Linked DNA regions of Homo sapiens: all the other regions are linked to region 4. A link is a contact called in ENCODE Hi-C or POLR2A ChIA-PET data. All regions are on one chromosome and are shown on one strand. The core of a region is the stretch at or near the end of the contact, and the rest is flanking DNA. Distances in the headings are between cores, read along the strand shown. Region 1 holds the start of RPS6KA2-AS1 (RPS6KA2 antisense RNA 1). Region 2 overlaps SFT2D1 (SFT2 domain containing 1). Region 3 has its middle 20 kb from the start of CCR6. Region 4 holds the start of RPS6KA2 (ribosomal protein S6 kinase A2). Region 5 overlaps CEP43 (centrosomal protein 43). Region 6 holds the start of CCR6 (C-C motif chemokine receptor 6). Region 7 overlaps LOC101929297 (a long non-coding RNA gene).

What was found. Hi-C counts contacts between places; a loop is a spot of excess contacts on that map. ChIA-PET counts read pairs that join two places held with the same protein, here RNA polymerase II (POLR2A). Pooled maps may share reads with other maps.
Region 1: a map with no recorded cell type shows a loop between it and region 4 (3-fold over the local background). The contact joins the promoter of RPS6KA2-AS1 here to the promoter of RPS6KA2 in region 4. A Hi-C loop is called at or near these places in 1 of 37 single-sample maps with no recorded cell type and 2 of 50 pooled maps. POLR2A ChIA-PET finds 5 or more read pairs at or near these places in 1 of 52 experiments (WTC11).
Region 2: a loop to region 4 is called in a pooled map, with 3 times the contacts of the local background. The contact joins the enhancer-like site here to the promoter of RPS6KA2 in region 4. A Hi-C loop is called at or near these places in 1 of 168 maps with a recorded cell type or tissue (CD8-positive, alpha-beta T cell), 2 of 37 single-sample maps with no recorded cell type and 10 of 50 pooled maps. POLR2A ChIA-PET finds 5 or more read pairs at or near these places in 3 of 52 experiments (A673, CD8-positive, alpha-beta memory T cell and HEK293).
Region 3: a loop to region 4 is called in a pooled map, with 4 times the contacts of the local background. The contact joins the enhancer-like site here to the promoter of RPS6KA2 in region 4. A Hi-C loop is called at or near these places in 1 of 168 maps with a recorded cell type or tissue (B cell), 2 of 37 single-sample maps with no recorded cell type and 6 of 50 pooled maps. POLR2A ChIA-PET finds 5 or more read pairs at or near these places in 1 of 52 experiments (activated B cell).
Region 5: a loop to region 4 is called in a pooled map, with 3 times the contacts of the local background. The contact joins the enhancer-like site here to the promoter of RPS6KA2 in region 4. A Hi-C loop is called at or near these places in 8 of 50 pooled maps. POLR2A ChIA-PET finds 5 or more read pairs at or near these places in 2 of 52 experiments (AG04450 and WTC11).
Region 6: a loop to region 4 is called in a pooled map, with 5 times the contacts of the local background. The contact joins the promoter of CCR6 here to the promoter of RPS6KA2 in region 4. A Hi-C loop is called at or near these places in 1 of 37 single-sample maps with no recorded cell type and 4 of 50 pooled maps. POLR2A ChIA-PET finds 5 or more read pairs at or near these places in 1 of 52 experiments (activated T-cell).
Region 7: a pooled map shows a loop between it and region 4 (3-fold over the local background). The contact joins the enhancer-like site here to the promoter of RPS6KA2 in region 4. A Hi-C loop is called at or near these places in 4 of 168 maps with a recorded cell type or tissue (CD14-positive monocyte, CD8-positive, alpha-beta T cell and naive thymus-derived CD4-positive, alpha-beta T cell), 1 of 37 single-sample maps with no recorded cell type and 12 of 50 pooled maps. POLR2A ChIA-PET finds 5 or more read pairs at or near these places in 2 of 52 experiments (HEK293 and WTC11).

What each region holds. Positions count from the first base shown.
Region 1 is chr6:166,902,370-166,905,332 of GRCh38, reverse strand. It overlaps RPS6KA2-AS1 (RPS6KA2 antisense RNA 1), which reads right to left and starts at 1,635. Exons shown (of 2, transcript NR_046644.1): 1 at 1,545-1,635; 2 at 264-1,033. RefSeq lists enhancers at 518-1,198, 1,199-1,880.
Region 2 is chr6:166,324,248-166,327,380 of GRCh38, reverse strand. SFT2D1 (SFT2 domain containing 1) reads left to right here. Exons shown (of 8, transcript NM_145169.3): 5 at 1,214-1,249; 6 at 2,786-2,844. Among named protein-coding and RNA genes, the nearest start is that of SFT2D1, 17 kb to the left of the region's middle. RefSeq lists an enhancer at 1,742-1,901. Within about 2 kb of position 1,486, at least 2 of the 41 ENCODE cell types and tissues checked have a DNase peak (open chromatin) inside an H3K27ac peak, as active enhancers do.
Region 3 is chr6:167,101,990-167,105,019 of GRCh38, reverse strand. No RefSeq gene overlaps it. Among named protein-coding and RNA genes, the nearest start is that of CCR6, 20 kb to the left of the region's middle. Within about 2 kb of position 1,684, at least 3 of the 41 ENCODE cell types and tissues checked have a DNase peak (open chromatin) inside an H3K27ac peak, as active enhancers do; they include B cell, where a contact is called at or near this core.
Region 4 is chr6:166,625,389-166,628,590 of GRCh38, reverse strand. It overlaps RPS6KA2 (ribosomal protein S6 kinase A2), which reads left to right and starts at 1,340. Exons shown (of 21, transcript NM_021135.6): 1 at 1,340-1,670. The coding sequence starts at 1,572. RefSeq lists silencers at 581-640, 891-1,060, 1,121-1,470.
Region 5 is chr6:167,039,421-167,042,773 of GRCh38, reverse strand. It overlaps CEP43 (centrosomal protein 43), which reads right to left. Exons shown (of 13, transcript NM_007045.4): 13 at 1-2,870. The coding sequence ends at 2,796. Among named protein-coding and RNA genes, the nearest start is that of CEP43, 42 kb to the right of the region's middle. Within about 2 kb of position 1,358, at least 6 of the 41 ENCODE cell types and tissues checked have a DNase peak (open chromatin) inside an H3K27ac peak, as active enhancers do.
Region 6 is chr6:167,121,621-167,124,993 of GRCh38, reverse strand. CCR6 (C-C motif chemokine receptor 6) reads right to left here and starts at 1,898. Exons shown (of 3, transcript NM_031409.4): 1 at 1,771-1,898.
Region 7 is chr6:166,243,529-166,246,558 of GRCh38, reverse strand. LOC101929297 (a long non-coding RNA gene) reads right to left here. Exons shown (of 5, transcript NR_125862.1): 2 at 2,631-3,030. Among named protein-coding and RNA genes, the nearest start is that of PRR18, 63 kb to the left of the region's middle. Within about 2 kb of position 1,723, at least 5 of the 41 ENCODE cell types and tissues checked have a DNase peak (open chromatin) inside an H3K27ac peak, as active enhancers do; they include CD8-positive, alpha-beta T cell, where a contact is called at or near this core.

The sequences.
Region 1 (2,963 bases), core at 386-2,885, 280 kb before region 4:
TTGCACCTCTGCTGTGGATTCCATGCAAGGCTTCACAAACATGCTTTTATGTGCGTGTCCAGCAGCAGAAGCCATGTGAGTGTGCAGGAGACAGGGAGCCCTTTCGAGCCTCCATGGAAAGCCAGCTCGCTTGGGCTGTGCTGGAGGCAGTGCCCCTCTCTGCTGGCTGCAGTAAAGGCTGTGAGCAAAAGGAGGGAGGCTGAAGGCCAGTAAAATAGAATCATATTTACAGTGATACAAAGCCACGTGCCACACTTTCTACTCGGTGGTGGGAATGACAGCATAAGGGTTTAATGCCTACATACAGTTAGGATCAGGCTGGAATTTGGGTGTTTGGCTCCCCATGTTTTAACTCACATTCCTTTAATTGGGTCATAGTCCTGCCCTCGCTGTCATTTTTGCCAGCTGCATGGTTCCCTCTGAGCTGCAGAATCAGGTAGACCAGAAGACCCAGGTGATGCTGGTGTTTACCTTCTTAGCTGGGAATTAGTTGGCAGCGGCCGCATGGCTCTGACATTCATTTCAAATATAACCTGCAAGGAGCAAGGAAGAAACCGCAAGCAACACAACTTTTTCGCCCTCAAATTACATCCCAGCTGAGACCGCTGCCTGGGATTTTCTCAGCATCCTTCCTGCCCCTCAGTAGGACATGCTGAGCTGTTCTGAGCCATTTCACCTGTGTTGGGAGCTGTGGCGGGAAATCAGACGGAGCGGCGTCTTGTAGCTCATTTGCCTCACGGTGGCTCCTGCTGCCTTTCTCCTCTTCCCATGTGGCCAGTGGCCAGCCAGCCCCTGCTGTCAGCACTTCTGAGCTAAGATCTCTCTGACTCCACAGGAACTGGCAGTGGGAATCCAAAAGTCACCATGGTGACGACTCACTTAGGAGTGTGCTGTGTTTCCTGATCGCGCAGCAGCCGTGGGGGCAGGCGGGGCAGCTGCGCTTCCACCCACTCTGAAGTTCACCCAAAGCTGCCCACTGGCCGGTGTTCCTCCAGCGTGGGCCTCAGCCCGCAGCATTGGCGTCCCCTGGGAGCTGTTTAGAAATGCAAATGTCGGGTCCTGCGCAGTCTTGCTGCTCAGAGTCTGCATGTTCCCAGGGCCCAGGAGGCTGCTGCATGCCGTGAAGTGTGAGGAGCCGGGTTGGGGTGGCCCACCCTGTGCACAGAGCCGGGAGGTGCCGTGGCCTGCACTGCCCCACCCCGACCTTCTGGCAGAAAGTCCAGGCTTTCCCTGCTCTACGCCGACTCCCACCATAGTCTTATTGAGATCTCATATGAGGAACCAACTCCATTCACAGCTGAGGGGCTGAATCAAAGCACTGGGGGCAGCAGTGCGGGGTGGGTGAGACCCTGTCTGGAAAATGGGACAGCGTTAGGGAGGAGTGTGTCCATGCAAGGAAGGCTTAGAAATGCTCCCACACATGTTGGGGTCTCAAAGTTTCAGCAGTGGTCACTGCCTGAGAAGCTCCGGCCAGGTCAGAGGTGCCAGGGCACAGGTCAGGAAGCAGCTGAACCCCTGCCTGCTAGCCAAGCTCCGGTTCTCACCCACTGTGCCTGGGTCACACCGTCCTATCCGGATTCCACTGGTATTCACATTCCTGGGATGTGGCGGAGTTCCAGCTGGGATCCGGCTGCCCATCGCTGTGGCGGGAAGAGAGCTGCTGAACAGCATGCGAGACCCCTTTGCAGAGGGGCACTGCTGCGCTGCCAAGGCAAAGCCTGAACAGGAGGAGGAGACGAGGGTCACAGTGATAATACCCCTTGGAGGGCAAGCTGGGGTGGGCCGAGGAAGGGGCCGGGGCAGAGCTTGAGGAATCTGCTGAAGGAACAGCCTGTTCAGGCTGACTCAGGTCGGCCCACAACTCCCTTCACCACCCCAGGTCCTTTGAGGTACAGAGGAGGCAAAGGAGAGAGCAGCTTTGCAGCCTGCAAAAGGTCTCCTGGCCCAGGCTTGTCTAATTTGCAGCTCTAGGCTCCCGTTCACAGCCCCGCATGTCTCCATGCTGGTTAGGATGATGCTAGCCCTGTGATAAACACATCCCATCATTTCACTAGCTTCACGCTCTGGAAGTTTTATTTCTTACTCATGTCCCTGTCCAGTGCTGTTGCTCCTGGTACTAGGCAGCACTCCGCATAATGAATCAGGAGCCGAGGCTCGTCAGTGCTCCACGGGGTGACTCAGGGTGCAAGGCTTCTTGTGTCCAGTGGCTCCGTCATCTCTCTTTCACCTTATTGCTGGGCTGCATCTTTTTTTGTGCCATGAACCCCTTCCAGTGGCCTGATGGTCTCAGAATAAGATTTTTTAACACATTAAAGAAAACACAAGACAGCAAGGAATAGGATATGAAAATGTTTTGTACTGCCAGCAAAACACCAGTCCTGCTGAAGCTACTGTGCTTTTTTGCCTACACTCATAATTGATGGAAATACTAAATATGAGGTACAAATAATGCAGTTGTTTTCCCATTGGAGGTCACAGGCCCCTGAATCTAACCCTGGGTTTACAGCTGTAGCCAAGAGTCAGGGAGAAGAGTGTGGAGAAGGCACAGCCGCTTCCTTGTGTCTGTGCTGGGAAGGACACCGGTCCCTCCACGCCCCACTGGCCAGCACCAGTGACAGAGCCACATCTAGTGGGTGGGCCGTGAGAAAAGAAACACTTCAGCTGAATTAAATTTAAAAGCATGTAATTGAGCAATAAACAATTTGCGAATCAGGCAGCCTTCTAAGCCAGAGTAGACTCAGAGACTCAGGCGCAGCCGCATGATGGAAGAACGCACCCTGTGTGTTCACCCGGCGTTCTTCCCTCTATGCGATTGCACAGCGTTTTCCCCAGTGTGTATTTACCCGGCGTTCTCCACCCTGTGTGATCGCCCAGCGTTCTCCCCTGTGTGTGTTCCCCTGGCGTTCTCCCCTCTGTGCATCCACCAGGCGGTCGCCCTTCTGTGTGTTCCCGCGGCGTTCTCC
Region 2 (3,133 bases), core at 237-2,736, 300 kb after region 4:
AGTAAGGTTGTTTCCATTCTCATACGTGCTGGGTGTTCAGCTGATCATCGTTTTGTGTATTGTGGGCAGGAGGGGGACCCAAATCTCTTCTGCATCCTGCCTCTGCCTCCTAACTCACCTGGTCTGTGTCTCTTGTGGATTTCTTTTGCCTTCAAGCATTTATGATATTTAAAGAATTTAAATGTTACCATTATAACTATTAACATTAGCTTTCCAAACACAGCTAACCTATGTTAATTTATAAGGAAATGTTTGTTAACTCTAATCTGCCTGGCAGTCTTCTCCCATCTCCTCACTAGAGTAAAAACTCATTTTTAGCTTTATTTATTATGTCTTTATTCAACTTCATAGTTTCTTACCACTTTTATAATCTCCAATTATTTTGAATTTCCTATAATAGCATATGTATCAACATATATATAAACATTTAACTTCAGATTACTAACAAAGTATATTTCACTGTTAGAATATAAGTAGTTTATATTCCACTAAGATTTTAGTTAGTTTTATTTAAGAAATCCTGGCACTTACCCCTCAAACTTTTTAGTAACATACTGTACCTTACAAAAACACACATGTTGAGAGAACGTGGGAACGTTTGAACATATAAGACGTCTCCCAAGGTGGAGCACTTTGCGTGGTTTGATTTGCTGCCCACGTAAGATCACGCCTAGTAATGGTGGTGAAGAGGCTGTGCCACATAGAGCCTTCCACATGCCAGCTTCTAGCTCAAGCCCATCACGGATGCACTCTACCTTATTCATTACAACAGCCCTTTAAAGCAGGTAGGTAGGAACTCTCCTCATTTTAAAGAGAAGACAACAGGTTTAGACGAGTCCACTGACTTCACCAAGGACCCTCAGATAGCAGGCGTCAGAGCTGGGATCTCTTTAGGTCTTTCCAACACCACACTGCCCACCTCTTGCATTCACTCCTGTGCCTGCTTGCTTTCATGGGGATGTGGAATGATCATCTTTCAGTTTACTTAACAGATTAAATTATTAGATGCTTCCAATTTGCCAAGGAATATTGCAGTCATAGACTTTAAAGTAAAATAATACTTACAGAAAATACAAGTAAAACTATTCAGCTGTATTCTTATTTTTGTTCTATAGTATATTCCCTATGTAAATGAATGCAGAATAGTTTATGCATTTTTATTAGGCTTTTGAAAGGATCTCAAACTTATAATCTACTCTTTCTTCCCCTGTAGTTGTGTTTCATATTTACCCTGTGTGCTGCTCTTTGGGTAAGTTATGTCAGCCCTACTGGCTTTCAGTTAACTGTGTGCCCCCCACCCCAGCTGACGTGTCATCACACCATTATCTTAAAATAGCTCATCTGTTTTTTTAAAACTCTCTAAAGATTAGGTGTTCCTAAAATTTGACATGTTACCATCCAGCTAGTTGCTAAAAATGCCATAGATTCTACTGTCTACAGCATAGAGGTAGTCAGTGAACACACATGTGCACACATGCTCACCCACCCAGCTGGTGGCTAAATGTGCCATAGATTCTACTGTCTGCAGCATAGAGGTAGTCAGTAAACACACATGTGCACACATGCTCACCTACCCAGCTGGTGGCTAAATGTGCCATAGATTCTGCTGTCTACAGCGTAGAGGTCATTAATAAACACACATGTGTGCCCGAGCTCACCTGCTTGTGGGCCTGGTTGGCAAATCTGACAGTGCCCGGTGTGGTGAAGGGCCCTGGCTCAGGGGCTGTGCTCTCCACCATGCTGCTGCAGGGGTGCGCTGTGAGTCTGCAGTGGTGAGGCAAGTGTGCTGCCGAGTAGCAAGGTGTAAAACCAATAGAGAGGGCCAGAAAACACAGATAGTAACAACAAAGAGAGGAACTGAAATCATTCTCCTACCCTGTGGAGAAGGTTAACAGCTGTTCATTAGCCTTTAAAGAAGTCACATTGTTACAATTCCGTTTACTTCTTGATCTCCTGATTCTACATCATATTTTTCTATTGTACTCAACCTATTTCCCAAATGGGTTTGAAGCAGTTCTTGAACTATCAACAAGAAAAGTCCCATTTTAAAGAAGAAAGGGTAGATATTTTAGAATGCTATCAGAAATATTCCAGTTTTTTTTTTATTTTGATGATGTAAGGACAGGACTTTAGTTATATGAGATTGATTTACGTGTCATTTCTTAATGATAAAAGAATATTCTTAACTTGCACCTCTCTATAGAACCTTGATTTTTGGTTTTGGAATTGCCTGTTTACTTATAAACAGTAGATTGAAGATAAATAAGTAAAAAAGCACTGATGGACAAGGAATTCTGAAAATATTTTAAAACAACCATGGAAACTGTTTATATTATTCCAGAAGATCACAATAAAATACAATTTTCCTTCAAAATATCACTCAAGGAGCAAATGGGAATGAGTAAAATAAGTAAATTTCACATGGGGCATACAGATCTCAGTGGGATTTTACATGTCGATTCTAGATAAGTTAACATTGACTTTAAAGACCTAACCACCTTTAAAAGTCTAATGTTTTCAGTCTATGCACAATTGTTTCAGTAACGTTTATTTAAAGTCATATATTTTGCAGTATTTAAATTAATGGATATAGTTTTAGAAAGGAAATGTATTTTTTGGGTTTTAAAGTTTCAGATCAACTGTATCTTAAATTTATCACACTAAAATTTAATAAAGATAAATGAAGCCATCATCTACATTTTTGAAAGACAAGAATTAAGTTTGATTGAGAAAGATGTTTTTAAAACTTTGAAACTCATAATTGCTCTGTTTTTGCTGTTGTTAGTGGCATAAGAAGGGACTGGCTGTGTTATTCTGCATATTGCAGTTCTTGTCAATGACCTGGTAAGTCTTTCCTTACCCTAGTGAAGTGTTAAAATTGCCTGAGACGTGACGAGCATTTTGTTTGGGACCTGTGAAGCCCTAGCATTTCGTCTGGTGTTTTGGAGCCAGACAGGCCCTGCAGGGTCAGAGGAGGGGAGGTCTGCGATGAGTCCTGTTGCACTTGACAGCGTGGCTCAGTGGTACTGTTCGGGAGAAGTATGGGGTGCTGTGCTCGTAGAGTTACATAGTGATATGTTCTGCTTTTTTCTAATGTGAGAAAGAGAAATAATAAGAAAAGTAGGTGATGCCA
Region 3 (3,030 bases), core at 435-2,934, 480 kb before region 4:
CCACTGAATGTAGCTTCCGAGAAATCCAGCTCCCCGTGAAAGGGGCAAAGCCATGTGGTGACAGCCAGCAGGCTTATCCCGTCCTCATCAAGCCCAAGTGATTGGCATTAAAGAATGCTGGAATCAACTATGGAAGACTTCTTTATAGGATAACTGGGGCACAGCACATTGAAATGTTACGATGCTCTCTGAATCACACACAAATGTTCCAAGTCAATATCCATGGCTAGAATTCATGGTTCCAGGAACCAAAAGAGGGTAATTCTTCATGAAATTACATCTGCTAAAACATCCTCAAAATTGCTGCATCCCATTCCTGAATCTCTGGGGTCTCCAAGACTTTAGTTCCCAAGGCAGAGTCCTTCCACCTGGAACACCATCGTGCTTCCAACAAGTCTGGAGCTGAGGCTGCCACTGTGGTGCCCACTGAGGCTGCCCATGCTGCTCTGCAAAGGCCCCATGGAGGGTCACTTTGCAGGCTGAGGGACTTGCCCTTGGCTGCCATGGAGAAAATAGGGTTTCTCTACAAAGTGGAGCCAGAAGCAATATAAGTAGACAGACGTTTTGGTGGGGAAGATCCCTGGAGGCACCGCCATGTGCAATGGAAAAGGTGAATGGAAGATGATTAGAGGATGATTAGAACAGAATTATTATAGGCTGAATGTGCCCCCCGCCCAAAAGATGTCAAGGTCCTGACCCCCAGTATCTGTGCATGTGTCCTTACTTGGAAATAGGGTCTTTGCAGATGATCAGGTTAAAATGAGGTCATGAGTGTAGTCCTAATATCCAATATGACTGGTGTCCTTGAAAGAAATTGAGTGTAGTCCTAATATCCAATATGACTGGTGTCCTTGAAAGAAATTGAGTGTAGTCCTAATATCCAATATGACTGGTGTCCTTGAAAGAAATTGAGTGTAGTCCTAATATCCAATATGACTGGTGTCCTTGAAAGAGAAGAAAATTTGGATACAGATACACAAACGCACATTTGGGGAAGTCAGCAAGGTGCAAGCCTAAGAGAGGGGCCTAGAACAGATCCTTGCCTCGTGGCCTCAGCAGGAACCAGCCCTGCTGACATCTGGACCTCAGAGGCCTGGCCTTCAAAACTGAGACAATAAATGTCTGTTGCTTAAGCTGCCCAATCTGGGGTACACTGTTACGGCATTCGTCTGTTCAGACTGCTATAACAAAGTACCTTTGACCATGTGGCTTTATGAACAGCAGAAGTTCAGCCTTCACGGTTCTGGGCCTGGAAGTCTGAGATCAAGGTGCTGCAGATTGGGTGTCTGGTGAGGGCCACTTCCTGGTTTATAGATAGCACCTTCTCCCTGTGTCCGCACATGGTGGAAGGGATGAGCCGACTCTCTTGAGCCTCCTTTATTAAGGCCCCAATCCCATTCATGAGGCTCTGCCCCCATGACCTAATCACCTCCTGCACTTCCCACTTTCTAATACCATCAAGCCTTGGGGGTGAGGGCTTCAACATATGAATTTTGGGGAACACATTCAGCCCACAGCACTCACACAGACAGGACTCAGAGAACCGGAGAATGAAAGTTTGGCTCTCCACCTAGTAAAGAACCTTGACCTCCCGAGAGGCTGGCTGAGGGCAAGGGAAACAGAAACTCATCTGCAACCACAGAAACTTACAGATACCCCACACTTCCTTGTTGGGAGTCAGAGTGCAGGTGCACCGGCCCTGAGTGTCCAAGCAAAGCTCCTGTTTGGCAAATGGTGGGGGGCCCTCACTCCTTCCCTTAGGGATGGACTAAAGGACTGAGAAGGAGGGGCAGTTGTTTCAGCAACTTATTATGACAAAAAGTAAACACGCTCAGGTCCTCTTCCTGACATACGTGGATAGCAGCACCCACTCACCTACTCCAAGGCCACCCTAATATCACCGAGTCCAGAGAGCAAGGTACTGCACCCCCTGCACAGATGGCTGCAGCCCCCACCCTGGAACCCTCTCCTCCCACCACCTCCAACCCTCTAGGGGAAACACTGCTCATTTGTGACTCCTTGTCCCCCTCAGCGCTGATCTTCATGTCAGTGTTGGCAGAAGATGTGAATGTGGTGCTGAGATATGCAGTGATGTGGATGACGACAGAGTGCTGCCTTCGCTCTCCCATCAGGTCACCAGTCTCAACTTCATGGCCCCTAAAGCTTCACTGAGAAATCTCTGGCATGAGGCCGATTGATTAACAGGAGGAAAGATAAATGTATTTAATGTGTATACACAGGAGCCTCCAGAATGAAAACCCAAGGGTACTGGGGAAGTTGTCTATGTCTATGCTTAGGTTCAACAAAGTATGGACAGCTGTGTAGAGAGGGGATTGGACAAAAAGAGCAGGATGGAATGCTGATGGACTGAGTGGGGAACCAGGGCCTGCTGGCCTGGAAGTGCTGGAGAACGAATGCCTCACAAAGGAGCAGCCCCCACTTAATATCTGATGGGCCTTTGGTGTATAAATAACCCCACTCCCTCCCTTTGGGTGGGGAAAGTTTATGGTACATGTTCTACCCTGGCTTGGCCAGAATCCCCATGGGGAGTCAAGCCCAGGTATCCCCCCGGGAGCGTTGCTGGGCCATGCCCCTTTCATCAGGGACCCTCCTTTCCCACCCTCACCGTCACTTTCCAGGACCCTGGTGATGCCTCCCAGGTAACACACCCACACTCAAATGCAGGGGCTGCTGCCAGCAAACCCCAAACTAAGGCAGAACTTAGGAAACTTGTAAACACTGCCTGTTCCATCCTGGGATCAACATCTGCTTTTATTGTTCTAATATGTACATTTTTTTCAATACACACACACATATTTTACAGGTAAGCCTTTTGTTTTGGCTTACTGAAATACACATTATAAAGATGCCGGTGGGATGCTGGCAGAGTGAGCAAAACAGCCACTTGGAAATAAACTTTCTTCATGTTTGCTGCAGAAAACAGTATTAGTACCAACATTCATTTATTCTGAAGGAATAAAATGGGTCCAATTCTTCCCTACTATAGCCAAATGGAACCGTGCTATGGAA
Region 4 (3,202 bases), core at 91-2,590:
CTGACCTCACCTCAGCCCGGATGCAGCATGACTTTAAAGCTCTTATTTAAGGACATTCTGACCTCTCTACCCACCTTAGCCAAAATAGACTACACAAGTATTAACGCAACATCTGACTAGTCCAGGGAGCAAAACAACGCGAGGATTTTGCAGTTCGCACTGCAAAAGAGCAAGCAAGACTTGTCAACTCACCACCGCACTCGTTTCTGCTCTTTGCAGGTGGTGATGGTGCTATGTCAATGGGCTCGGTTTCTCCCTGTTTTTAAATACAAACTCAACACGTGCACAAGAGGAAAACAGAGCAGGCTGCACGGGGTCGTGAGCCCGCATTCTCGGCCCTGCTGCAGCCCTTGGTGAGCATTTCTAGGAAAAAAAAGAAAAAAGTGTTTCCCTTTAAGGCGGATCCCGAGCGGCGCTGCCGCCAGCAGCGGGTCTGAGGGCCTTGCCCTAGACCCAGGTCACCCCGCCCGGGTATTCCCAGCGCGGGCCCTGATAAGCCATCTGTGTAGACGTTTCCTAGAGCGGGACCGGCTGCGGAGGGCGGATGCGTCTTTGTTCTGCAGCCGCGGGAGGGAGGCGCCCCGAGGGCTGCCTGAGCCCCCGCCCTCGGGCGCCTTTGTCCGCTCCGGCGGAGGGAAGGCGCCGGTTCCGCGGAGGGCGGCTCCTGGCCGAGCTGCAGGGCCCGCTGGCAGGCGGCGGTCCCTCGCTCGCTGTGCCGCTGAGGTTTTGGCTGCGTTTGCTGATCAACAATTAAAGTTTGGTTCGGCAGAGAAAAACATGATGACAAAGTGTGCATAGGGATGTTTTAAGGAAGGAAAACATAATGACGGCCCCAAGCTGGAAGAAAGAGCAGCCGGGCCGAAGTTGCGTGACAGGAACGCCCGCGACTGCGCGGCTCCGGAGCAGCTGCACAACTCGCCCGGGCCGGGAGCTGTCCCGGGCCGAGGCTCATTAGGTATGCGGCGGCTGCGGGCACTGATTGGCGGGCAGTGCTGTGGGCGGGGCCGTGGGCGGAACCGCGTGGGGGCGGGGCTGCACGGAGCTGGTTCTTGTAGGAAGGAGTAGAAAGAGGAGGAGGGATGGGCACCTGGAACCACAGGGCGGCGCTGATGATTGGAGGTATCGGCAGAGGCGGGGCTCTCCCGGGCGGGGCGGTGGGCTCTCATTGGCAGTGCTGGTGGTGGGTGGGAACGGGAGGGGTGGTGAGCGCTGATTGGCCGTAGTGGCGGGGCGGGGCGGAGGAGGAGGAGGTGTGCGTGCCGGGGCGCGGAGCGGCGGGCGCTGATTGGTGGTAGTGGTGGTGGGCGTGGTGTAGGCGTGGCGCGTGGCCGGCGCTGGTACTCGCAGGGGAGGCGGAGAAGGAGGCGGAGGGAGCGATTGTGGCCCCGGCCGCGGTGGCCGGCGCGGCCTGCCCTTTGTGACCGCAGCTCGCGCCCCACGCCCCGCGCCCATGGCCGCCGTGCCGGGCTCCCTGGCCACGCGTGCCCGCCCGCGGACCTGAGCCCCGCGCCTGGGATGCCGGGGATGCGCGTCCCCCGGCCCTGCGGCTGCTCCGGGCTGGGCGCGGGGCGATGGACCTGAGCATGAAGAAGTTCGCCGTGCGCAGGTTCTTCTCTGTGTACCTGCGCAGGAAGTCGCGCTCCAAGAGCTCCAGCCTGAGCCGGCTCGAGGTAATGCGGCCGCCCTCGGGGCGCGCAGGTGCCGGGCACTGAGCGGGCCGTGGTCGCCCGAGCCCGCCTCGCCACCCCTGGGTGGACCCCGAGACCCGTCAGGGAGTTCAAGTTACTGGAAAGCTGGTCCGGTTCCGAAAATCGAACCAAACGGCTCCAAACGTTATCGCTGGGACTCCGTAGTAATTGGGCGGTCCGTGGGTCCTCGCGGGGGCAACTCCACCCCCACTGCATTTCCAGCTGGTTTCTCCGCCGCTGGCTGCACGGGGTGTGGGATGGTCCCCTGTGGGCCACAGGGAGCCCCGGGTGAGGAGGGGCTTTCTCTGCAGCTAGACCGCCGAGTGGCGCGGAGCGCTCCGCGGGGGTCCCTCAAAGTCCCGAGTGGAGAAGCCCCCCAGCTCCGCCCTCCGAGGCGCTGATCAGGTGCTGTCTGCCGTGCCCGGCCGGCAGGTTCCACCTTATCTTGTAGCTCATTCGTGCACTTGAAGTCAGTGTAGAATTCACAGAACGGGGAAGAACAGGCAGCAGCACAATCTGCTTAGGCGTCTAAAACGGCGTTCAGGAGTAAAGAGCCTGATGCAATATCCTCGCAGCGCCGAGGCTGATACAGATTCGTCCTGAAAACCCAGAGTACTCCCAAAGCCCTGTCCTTTCTACCTGTCCCGCATCTTGGCATCTTAGAGTTTCCTTGTGGACGGTTCTCTCGTGGTGTGTTTTATTTCAACCATCAAATCTTATTCTCTTATTCCCAGTGTCCAAATCACATTGTTGAATCTATAGATGACAAAACAGTGAAACGTGTTTAAGTGAAAAAGACATGGTGATGGGGAGACTGAGGCTGGGACCCAAAGATTTCGCCTGACACTGTCCCGCCTTTGCCTCAAGGCTGGCACCTGTGGGGTTTTGGTTGGTTTGTTTCAGCTGGAACAATCTCAAATGTTTCATCTTGGTTTTCTTTGTCCCAGCTGCCATGATATTAGACACAGACATGGGTTCTGTAACCATTGAGAGACCTGAGGAATAGACAAAAAAGTAGAAGAGAATTACTTGTTTAAAAAGTTTCTCTTATGGCATCCCTAAATCAGAATTGGAAGTACTAGATAGGATCAGTATGGCCGGTTCCCGAGGGTAAAACACATCTTTCAAACAAAACTGTTAATCCAGTACTGGAGGAGGGCTTGCTTTTAAGTCTAATATTGAAAGAAATGAAGCACACCAGTGAGGCAAATCATTTTCCTGGGACACAGGCACTTAAAAAATCTGAAGTTGACAAGATCAGAAACTCAGAACAGTATTTATCTTTATCCGGATACATGTCTTTGTTTCCTGTTTCATCTCAATGCCAAGTTTATTAGACAACTCCTTGTCTCCTTCCATTTACTGTCTTTGCCAAGAAGAGGTACACGTGTGAGCACACTCCAGGCATTGTTTATGAAGAGCAGCACTAGACACTGGCTGACCAGTGGGAGTTCAGGAATCTGCCTGATTCTGGATACACACGCCTCTGGTGTCACAGGGTTCTGCAAGGAGGG
Region 5 (3,353 bases), core at 109-2,608, 410 kb before region 4:
ATAAAAGGGGTAAATGCAAGTGGTGGGGCAGGGACAGGGAGGAGAATGGACATCTCCCTTAGGTCTGGAAGCGTCTTTGAACATGAGACTGAAATAAACCAGCTTCATGCAGTTCTAGGGGAAGGACATTCCAGACAAGGAGGGGCAAATATCACACCTTGAGACAGGAAGGGCTTTGGCAAGCTCAGGTGCAGAGGCTGTGCAGCAGTGGGCTGGCACAGCTCTGGTGCATGGGCAGGAGAGGGAAGTAAGGAGGGGAGGAAGAGCTGTGGGCAAGCATGAGGCAGGGACTAATGGCATCTACACAACTGCCCACAGGTTGTTATCCAACATAAAGTATAAAAGCACAACCGAATATCAACAAAGAGAATAAATGCTTTTTATTCATTTGTAGTTATCAATAAAATGAAAGAAAGACCTAGCATTTTTAAAACTCCACTGTAAAACATAGGTTACCATAAAAATGTATTTAATGGGTTAATATTTCAATATTTATTTTTTAACAGAAAACACTCATCACATGCAAAACCTGTCACTTCACATCTTCAAGTTTCATAAGTTGATAATACCTAATCAAAAAGTACATGTGAAAAGAAAGCTTTTTCATAGTTGAACTTTAAGTCATTCAAAATCATTCAATAAAATGGATGTAGTACTGGCCAGGTGCGGTGGTTCACGCCTGTAATCCCGGCACTTTAGGAGGCTAAGGCAGGAACGAGGTCAGGAGTTCAAGACCAGCCTGACCAACATGGTGAAACCCCATCTCTACTAAAAATACAAAAATTAGCCGGGCGTGGTGGTGTGCACCTGTAATCCCAGCTACTCAGGAGGCTGAAGCAGGAGAATCGCTTGAACCCAGGAGGCGGAGGTTGCAGTGAGCCGAGATCGCATCACTGTACTCCAGTCTGAGTGACACAGTGAGACTCTGTCCCCCCCGCCCCCCGCAAAAAAAAGATGTATGTAGTGCTGACAAAAAAGTTTCATATTTGGCATATTTCTTTTACCCTCCCAAATATTATCAAAAGGTCTGATTCTCTGCGTAACAGAAAAGTGACAAATTTCAGTTGCTACTGTTCGAAAGTTTCATAAATTTAAAAAGCCACATCCTGCTATGCTTTCAAATCATTTCACTGAAACCTAGTTCCTATCAAATATTAAAAATAAATCATACATGTGATCCAGATTCCAGGGGACCAGAACTATAGTGCTTTTAGAAAGTGACTGTTTACAGAGATGACTTACAAAGAAATGCATTTTATAACAACCACACTGGGGGACTGCAACAAGATTACATCTGCACGTGGTGCTGTTTACTAAGACATGAAGAGCTGAAGGAGACTGAGATAGCAGCTCACAGACGGAGGGCAGAAATACACAGGGCTCCCAGGCTGTACCGGCCCAGTTTATGTCCTACTTCCTCTTGATGTTTACAGCTTAGTTTCACTTAAATTTTAAAAAGCCAGATTCTGTTACACAGCCTTAATCCTTACATTTTCATTTCCTCTACATTTTAGAGCCCAAGGAGTAATTTCTGTAATATTTAGGCTAATATGAAATGAGAAACTGGCATTACACAAGTCATGCAGTCTGCTCACTTAACCGAGATCAATGAATTAGGTCTAATTTGCTCCTTTTACTAATAAAGTTAACTTGTAGTAAAAAGCCGCAACTTAATTGAAATTATAAAGTGCAAAAACAGCACAATCCTGCTTTACTTATATATAAATATGCATGCATCACTTTCTACTGTTTTTTCTACTTGCACATTTTAAAATACTTTAGTATTATAAACATCCGTGACCTACATAATAGCAATAATGCTTTAACCGTATAAATGAGACTGTGGAAATTCTATTATTGGCTCTATTTTTAAGGGTTACAATGAAATTATGTACAGTATATAAAGCTTGTCAAACTGAACATGGTCTTAGGCCATTACTACTATTTCATTCCAATTTGGATTTTAATACAATTAACTTACAGATCTGAAATAAAAGCACTGCTTAATGGTTTCAGATGCATTTAAGTTTCAAGGAATCTTTACAGATAATAAATTATAATGAAGAGAACCTACGACTAAAGCTGCTTACATGGATAACAGGAGGAATGACGATTGCAAATGTTATGTTATTGACAATTCTATGAATTAAAACTCATAACCACTTCTAGATTTCTTTAAAACAAGCAAAACTAAATAGCACACACAAGAGTACTTTAATATAACCTTAATGGTCTAACAAACCTTCCAAATGGAAGGAAATACAAAATAAAGTTGACACATCAAATTTAACTTATACTAATATACTTCAGCATTACAAATTTACCAAGTCATTTTGCCAACTATGTGTAGAACCACCTAATATCAAAATATACTATGGTGGGTAAGCTCTGATTCCAGAGGGCTAAAGCCAAGGTTTTCAAAGATCACACGTACCAGCAGCCACACACACAAAGGGTTGCGCGATCCTACGGCTTTATTGACACCTTTCATCATGCTCTTAACACTGATGTTTTCATGGGTTCCTTCCCTGTAATGAAACTGAGTGTAGATAATCAATTTCCATAAAGAAATGTACAGTTAAATTAAGAATATTAAATCTTCCACACATGGGCTCAAATAGGAAGTATTTTGTTTAGTAAAATGAAAATTACTTTTAAAAAATATCTGCAGTGTTTTTGAAATGCAAGGCACCAATAGAGAGCAGACATTCCAGCTGAGTGATTGTCTGGAAAAAAAAAAAATGGAACCGGTCAGTCCTCTGTCCTTGTTAATTAGAATACTTCCTTCTTCGTGTCTATGCAACATCTTCCAGATAATCCGCAACATCACTGAGCTGGGATACAGTCAGATCTTGTGTGAGGTCATCAAGCTTTGTTGTTCAAAAGAAAGAAAATAATTAAGTGTCAGAATGTGAGTAGTCTTAAGTTATTTTAAAAAATCAAAGCCACAATGAGATACCACCTTACTCCTGCAAGAATGGCCATAATCAAAAAATCAAAAAATAATATAAATGTCAGTGAAGATGTGGTGAAAAGGGAACACTTTTACACTGTTGGTGGGAATGTAAACTAGTACAACCACTATGGAAAACAGCGTGGAGATTCCTTAAAGAACTAAAAGTAGAACTACTGTTTGATCCACCAATCCCACTACTGGGTATCTACCCAGAGGAAAAGAAGTCATTATATGAAAAAGATACTTGCACACGCATGTTTACAGCAGCACAATTCCGAATTGCAAAAACATGAAACCCAGCCCAAATGCCCATCAATCAACAACTGGATAAAGACATTGTGGTATATACATACCATGGAATACTACTCAGCCATAAAAAGGAACAAATAGGCCAGGC
Region 6 (3,373 bases), core at 649-3,148, 500 kb before region 4:
ATAGGTGTGCACATGTGTGTATACATGTGTATGTGTGTATTTGCATGTGTGTGCATGGGTGTATATTGGTGCCTGCATGTATACATACATGTGTGTATGCATGCATGTGTGTGCAGTATGTGTATAACTGTGTGTGTGTACATATGGACGTGTGTGTATGTATATATGCACGCATATGTGTGTGTGTGTGTGTGCGCGCATATGCTGTAAATTAAGTTCTAGTTACCTGCTAGGCATTAGAATCACTGGTTTACAGCTGTTTATCTCTTTTAACCTCACAAAACCCTTTAAGGTAGACATCATACCCATTTTACAGATAGCGAGTGTAGCTCATCTAGGACTGTGAGTACTGGTGAGACTCCCATTACTGTCTCTTACTCGCCGTTCTAATTCACCTTGCCACCAGCAGGTCTTAGTGAAATGCCATAGAATTCCCACAAGATCTTAAATAATATATTTATTTTAAAACATCTTATTGATATCAGAGTTTTGCATACTGTAATGGTAGGTGTTCAATACATTTATGTTCTCTAAGTTTATTTGAATCATGGGCCCACCATATTTTATACCTTTTTAGATAAGCATCAGTGGAGCTGAAACTCTAGGCTGGCTTCCTTCTGCTTTTGAATGAGAGTGGCTAAGGAGGAGACCAGGAGGTTTGATTTTTTTTTTGTTTTCCCCCGGTGATTTGTTTATTAAGCTTCTGTGGGTTGGTTTTTTTTTTTTTTCAGTTCCTTTAATTTCTTTGGAAGTTTGCTTTTATGTTTTCTGTTTTATTTGCAGAAATTACATCTTTAACCATTTAAAGAATAGCTTTAGTTATGGCCTTGCATTTTTGTTTTTCTTTATAAAGCTGATCTCTACAATATCTATGTCCTGCTGCTAAGTGGACTTTGGAGCTGATCTCCGGCTGGAGTGCAGTAGCGTGATCTCGGCTCACTGCAACCTCCGCCTCCCAAGTTCCAGTGATTCTCCTGCCTCAGCCTCCCAAGTAGCTGGGATTACAGGCACATGCCACAATGCCTGGCTAATTTTTGTATTTTTAGTAGAGACGGGATTTTACCATGTTGGCCAGGCTGGTCTCGAACTCCTGACCTCAGCTGATACACCCAGCTTGGTCTCCCAAAGTGCTGAGATTACAGGTATGAGCCACTGCACCTAGCCTGGCTCCCTTTAATATCATTGTGTATTATTTTCTGGTCATAAGATACTGCCTTCATAATCACAGTGGCATTGGCAGCCCTCATGAGAGCTTTGCAACTGAGACTTGTTGAAATTTCCACCTTGTCAATTTCTCTTAACTCCCCCTCACAAGCTCCTTCCTGCTCAATCTTAGGCTGTCCGGGATGCCCACTCATCAGCCTTCATTGCATAAATGACTTACTGCCTCCAAAATATTTCTTAGCTTAATTTTTTTGTTTTCCAAAATCTTTCAGTGTATTTGATCAAATAAAGAATCACATTCCTCTCCAGACTGATGCCCTGAGGATATCTCCTGTATGAGGAGCAAGTACCCAGACCATCACCGAAGCTCCAGTGCAGGGAGCGAGTATGAAATCCCTTACTATACACTTAGAGGAAAAGTGGGCTTCCTAAAACCATAAAGTCAATGCTTTCAGGAAAGGAAGTCTGTGTCGTTAAGCATAAACATGGTCAATATGCCAGCATTCTGGAAGATTAATGAGTAAAACAGTCCCATTCCTGTCAGACTAGGGGATCAAAGAAGTTACATTTTTGAAAGAAAAGTCTCAGGGGCCTTGGCATGCTCACCTCAGGCAGTGCTCTGATCCACTCCCTTCAGCCTCACTCCGGGCCCCACAATCTGATGACTCCAGCTCACCAATGTGATGACCATCTGTCAATAAGATGCAGCTTCTAGCAGTCATTAAGAAAAAAGCGGTGAGCTACTAGAATTGCCCAAAAGCAAGTTCTGGATTGCCACTTCCTATTGAAAAGTAACGCCTATTTGCCCAAATGCAAATGGTTAACCATGTATATCCTGTAGGGTATTGAGTAATCGTAGGATCCCTGGAATCAAAGTCCAACCAATGGTAAAGTGATAAGAAAAAGAGAGGCATTGAACTCCCCAGAGGAAGACAGCCTTTGCATGGTTTTCAATTTGCAGCAATGAGTTTGTACCCAAACTTTCATACTCCTTTACCTGGTTATCTCCTGGGAGCAAGGAGTCTCTGCAAGCCGACTGGGAAGATTTGGGAACGTTTGCAAGAGGCCGTGTGAGTTAAAGACATGGGCCGGGAGCACTTTTGTGTGGAGTCAGTCAGTCCTGGCCCCACCCCGAAAGCTGTGCAGCCACAGAAGGGCCACTGAGCCCCAGCAAGCCTCGGTTTCCTCTTTCAGAAGAAAGACCATGACAGCTCTAACCTCAGAGGGTTCCGAGAAATAGCCATGCCCGTCCACGGAAGCCGAGGAGCAGCGCCTGAAGGAGAGGTGGTTCTCCATGCATCTCAGCTATTATTACAAGATACTTTGAGAGCAACAGAGGAGCTCCTCAATCAAAAGCGGGCACCTAATCTTCATGTGGCACAGAGACAGAATCTCTGGGTGACGATGCGGGTCACTGCCCTGTCTTTAGACATATCAAGGAAAGCAGCTGACGACAAGTCACTCAGAAATTTATTTGTAGATGCAAGTGCTTAAAAAATAGAAAAGAACCCTAGAATCACAAGGCTGTTCGCACCTGGGTTGCTGTGAACCACGTCTCAGGAAATAACAAAAGTTTTACAGACAATAGGTTCGTGATCAATTCTCAGCCAGCCTGATGGACTCACACTTTCTCCACTTCCCAGTGCACTGTGCCTCCCCACCCCCAGGCTGCCCACGAGGCTCCACTGCCCGCTGCCCAGCTCTGCTCTATCTTGACCACACCTCACCTGGGTCGCTCCTTCCTGCAGAGCCCTGAGCTCCACGTCCTCACGCCTGAGTGAGCCTGAGAAGCTGGAGCGCACCCCTTATCATCTCTCTGGGGAACCAGCTAGACACAGCAGGACCTGTGTCCTGCTCAACCCCACTGGCCATTTTCCCGGGTTTGTCCAGGGTCCCCTCCAAAGACTCTGCTGGCCCCAGTGGCTCCCCCTTACTGGATAAAAGAAGGGCCTTTTCTGTTTGAAGTGCTTGCAGACCTATGGTCACGGGGTCCTCTTGCTGCCATCATTCCTCTCCCTGCCTTACAACAATCCTTCCAAACAAAGCCTCTCCTGACTAAGTCCTGGCTGTTTTCCTCTAACAGAGCTCACAACTTCCTTCACTCTGGGTGACCTGTCCCTCCTCCATCTGAGAGAAGCCCTGGGGCGCTCCTCCCCAGTAGTTCACCCCAACCCGAAACCTGCTGATTATTGGATGGCGAACAAAGCAA
Region 7 (3,030 bases), core at 474-2,973, 380 kb after region 4:
AGAACTCAACCATGCTGACATCCTGATCTTGGACTTCCAGCCTCCAGAGCTGTGAGAAAATAAATTTCTGTTGTTTAAGCCATCCAGCATGTGAAATTGTGTTACAGTAGCCTGAGCTAAGGCAAGAAATATTCCAATAAATATATTTCGTATTTATTCTAGGTAGCATCAGAGACCAGAAATAAGGCCAATGGGAATAATTTACAAAGAAGTTAAAGTTCAGTTCAATACGAGGGAAATTTTATTTTAAATTTTTTTTGAGGCAGCGTCTCACTCTGTCACCCAGGCTGGAGTGCAGTGGCACAATCTTGGCTCACTGCAACCTCCCCCTTCTGGGTTCCAGCAATTCTCCCACCTCAGCCTCCCCAGTAGTTGGGATTACAGGTGTGCGCCACCACGCCTGGCTAATTTTTGTATTTCTAGTAGAGACGAGGTTTCACCATGTTGAGCAGGCTGGTCTCGAACTTCTGACCTCAAGTGATCCACCTGCCTCGGCTTCCCAAAGTGCTGGGATTACAGTCGTGAGCCACCGTGCCCAGCACTAGGGAGATGTTTTAAAAAGGGACTCAAGGTGTATCCTGGGTCCAGGCTGAGCCCTGGTAGCTTGGATGTGTGTAACCCTAAACTGGAGGCTCCCTCCTCTCCCCCCATAAAAGGATTTTGGTCTTGTGACGAAGGTTCACCTAGGAGGGCTGTAATGTTTCTTCCAATTCAGAATGTGTAATAATCTAGAGAGAAAAAGCAGCTAGAAAAATAAAACCACACAATGTGAGAAATAAGCACACTACGTAGAAAACCCCCTATTCAGAAGATGACTGGAATGTTATCTGAGTCCCTAAACCAGAAGCCGCTATGTGAGTGTAAGTGCTTGTTAATGTGTAATGCTACAGTTTTCAGTGTTATAGTTTTTATGGGATGTTCACATGATTTTATATTTAAAAAGCCCACAGCCAAATTTAAATAAGACTTATTTTACAGGGATCAATCTGTAATACTGTTATGAAAAAAACCGTAGGGAACAAACGAAAAAGACAAAGTATCCTACATAAAACAGTGTAATAAGGAGGAAAGTAGTTCTTACCTCGTGTCAAAGCAACAAGGCAGGGGCTAGGACAATAATCTCTAGGTCCTGTGTGATACACTGAGCCCGGCTAAAGGCAGATGACTAAAATAATAACACCAAGTATTTATCATGTTGTTTCAAGAATTGCTCACGGATTATCTCAGTTCTCACACAAAGCCTGTGAAATACCTACCATTTTTTAGCAAACTCATTTCACAGATGAAATGGAAACAGGACTATCCAGTAACACTCTGGCCCAGGAGAATCCAGTTAGCAGCGTGGATGTCTCCAAACCTAGTTTGTCTCCAAAATGCTCAGACCTGCCTATGTGCTGCACCTCCCACACAGTGAAGAACACAAAATCATACAGGGGCACGTAGAAGCTCTTCTTTGTGACCAGTAACTGTGAGCCCACCCATTCCAGTATCAATACTTATTAATACAATGAAGATGAAGTGACTTTCAAATCTGAAATACCCTTCTGATCATTGCTTTTTGCTACATTCTAAATATTTTCACCAAAAACCTTTCTGTAGAAGGACCCTCAGGTGAATTTGGAAATTGGTTTCACACTCCAGGAGAGCTGGTGCAGCTCACAGCAAACTGTGAGGAAGCCCCGGGCTTTCATGTGGGCCGGCCTCGGGGCAGGCTGTAGGGCTCCCGTGTGGTTTTCCTGCACCAAGCAAACAGATCTTTGGTTCAACCTTGTTAGTCCAGAGCTGACTGAAGGAGGAGATTGTTCACAAAAAGGTGAGGAAAAAATAAAACTGAAATGAGGCAAGACTTTAACATGAAAAGGAAAAGTGCCACTGGAAATTAAATCTAAAATGAATGTAAGGCAATTGCTTTAACAATTTGTCAACAGGCAGGACAATGAAGCGTAGACAGCCCTGCTTTGGAGAAATGACAATGGAGAAAATGAAAGAAAAATAGAAAGTAAGAGCGGAACGGGGCCAGCCCCTCTGAGGTTCACACCTCTATCTGCGGACCCAGTGCGTATAGTTTTACACTTTTTGCCGGTGCAGTTTCATGGTTTCTGTCTAAAACCATGCAGCAGCACAAGGCTGTGGCTTCTGTCACTGATGTGATTGAAGTTAATGTGACTTCAGCCGCTGTCATGAGGTGCTGGATGAAATTTAACCAATAAGCCTTGGATCTGCGGAATTACTTGAACTTCAAAAAGTCCTGGAGAGAATGCCCTTGAGCTGCGGAAGCCAATGCCCTTGAGATGCGGAAGCCGGCTTGGCTTTCGTGGACTGTGAGCAACTTGGCCAGGGCAGCATGGGTCCCACAGGAGTGGCCACGTTTCACCTTCCAGAAACGCATGCATTTCAGTGGCACTGCCAGCGGAAACACGAGATTTGGTTGGGCACAAAAAACTAAACACCTGTCCACTGTGGAAATGACTCCTTCAAAGTCAAATTTTGGGCTCTTTGTTGAACTATATTGGGAGGGCACTTTTGATCACTCTCTAAATACTTATGATTATCTTATTGATACTTCTGTATTGCCAAATAAGGTGTAGGCATGGATCTGCCTTTCCCAGACAGAAGGGTCCTGCTCTTACCTGTTGGGAACTGCTCTGAAAGTCTGGGAGGAGATTGCTGGTATTTTTGCTGTAAAGTGAAGCTTTGCGCTTTCTGCAAGGTGGGTGCAGTTGCGGTCATAGCAGCACCTCTGTGTCTTGGTCTCCACTCACCTGTCTTCGTGGAGAGCACGTGGCCTCACACACAGAGAGACGACACATGGATAATTAGGTACACAGATGTGCTAGTTTGAGAAAATTGGAGGTTTCTTAAGTGTTTTGGGCCATATTATTCACCATAATCAGGGACAATAATCTATCGGTCCTGTGTGATACACTGATCCAGGGTCAGCAGAAGCCCCTGAAACTTGCTAGAAGTGCACATTTCCAGGCCCACCCCAGACCTACTGAACCAGAAACTCCGGGGTTGGGGCCCAGCAGT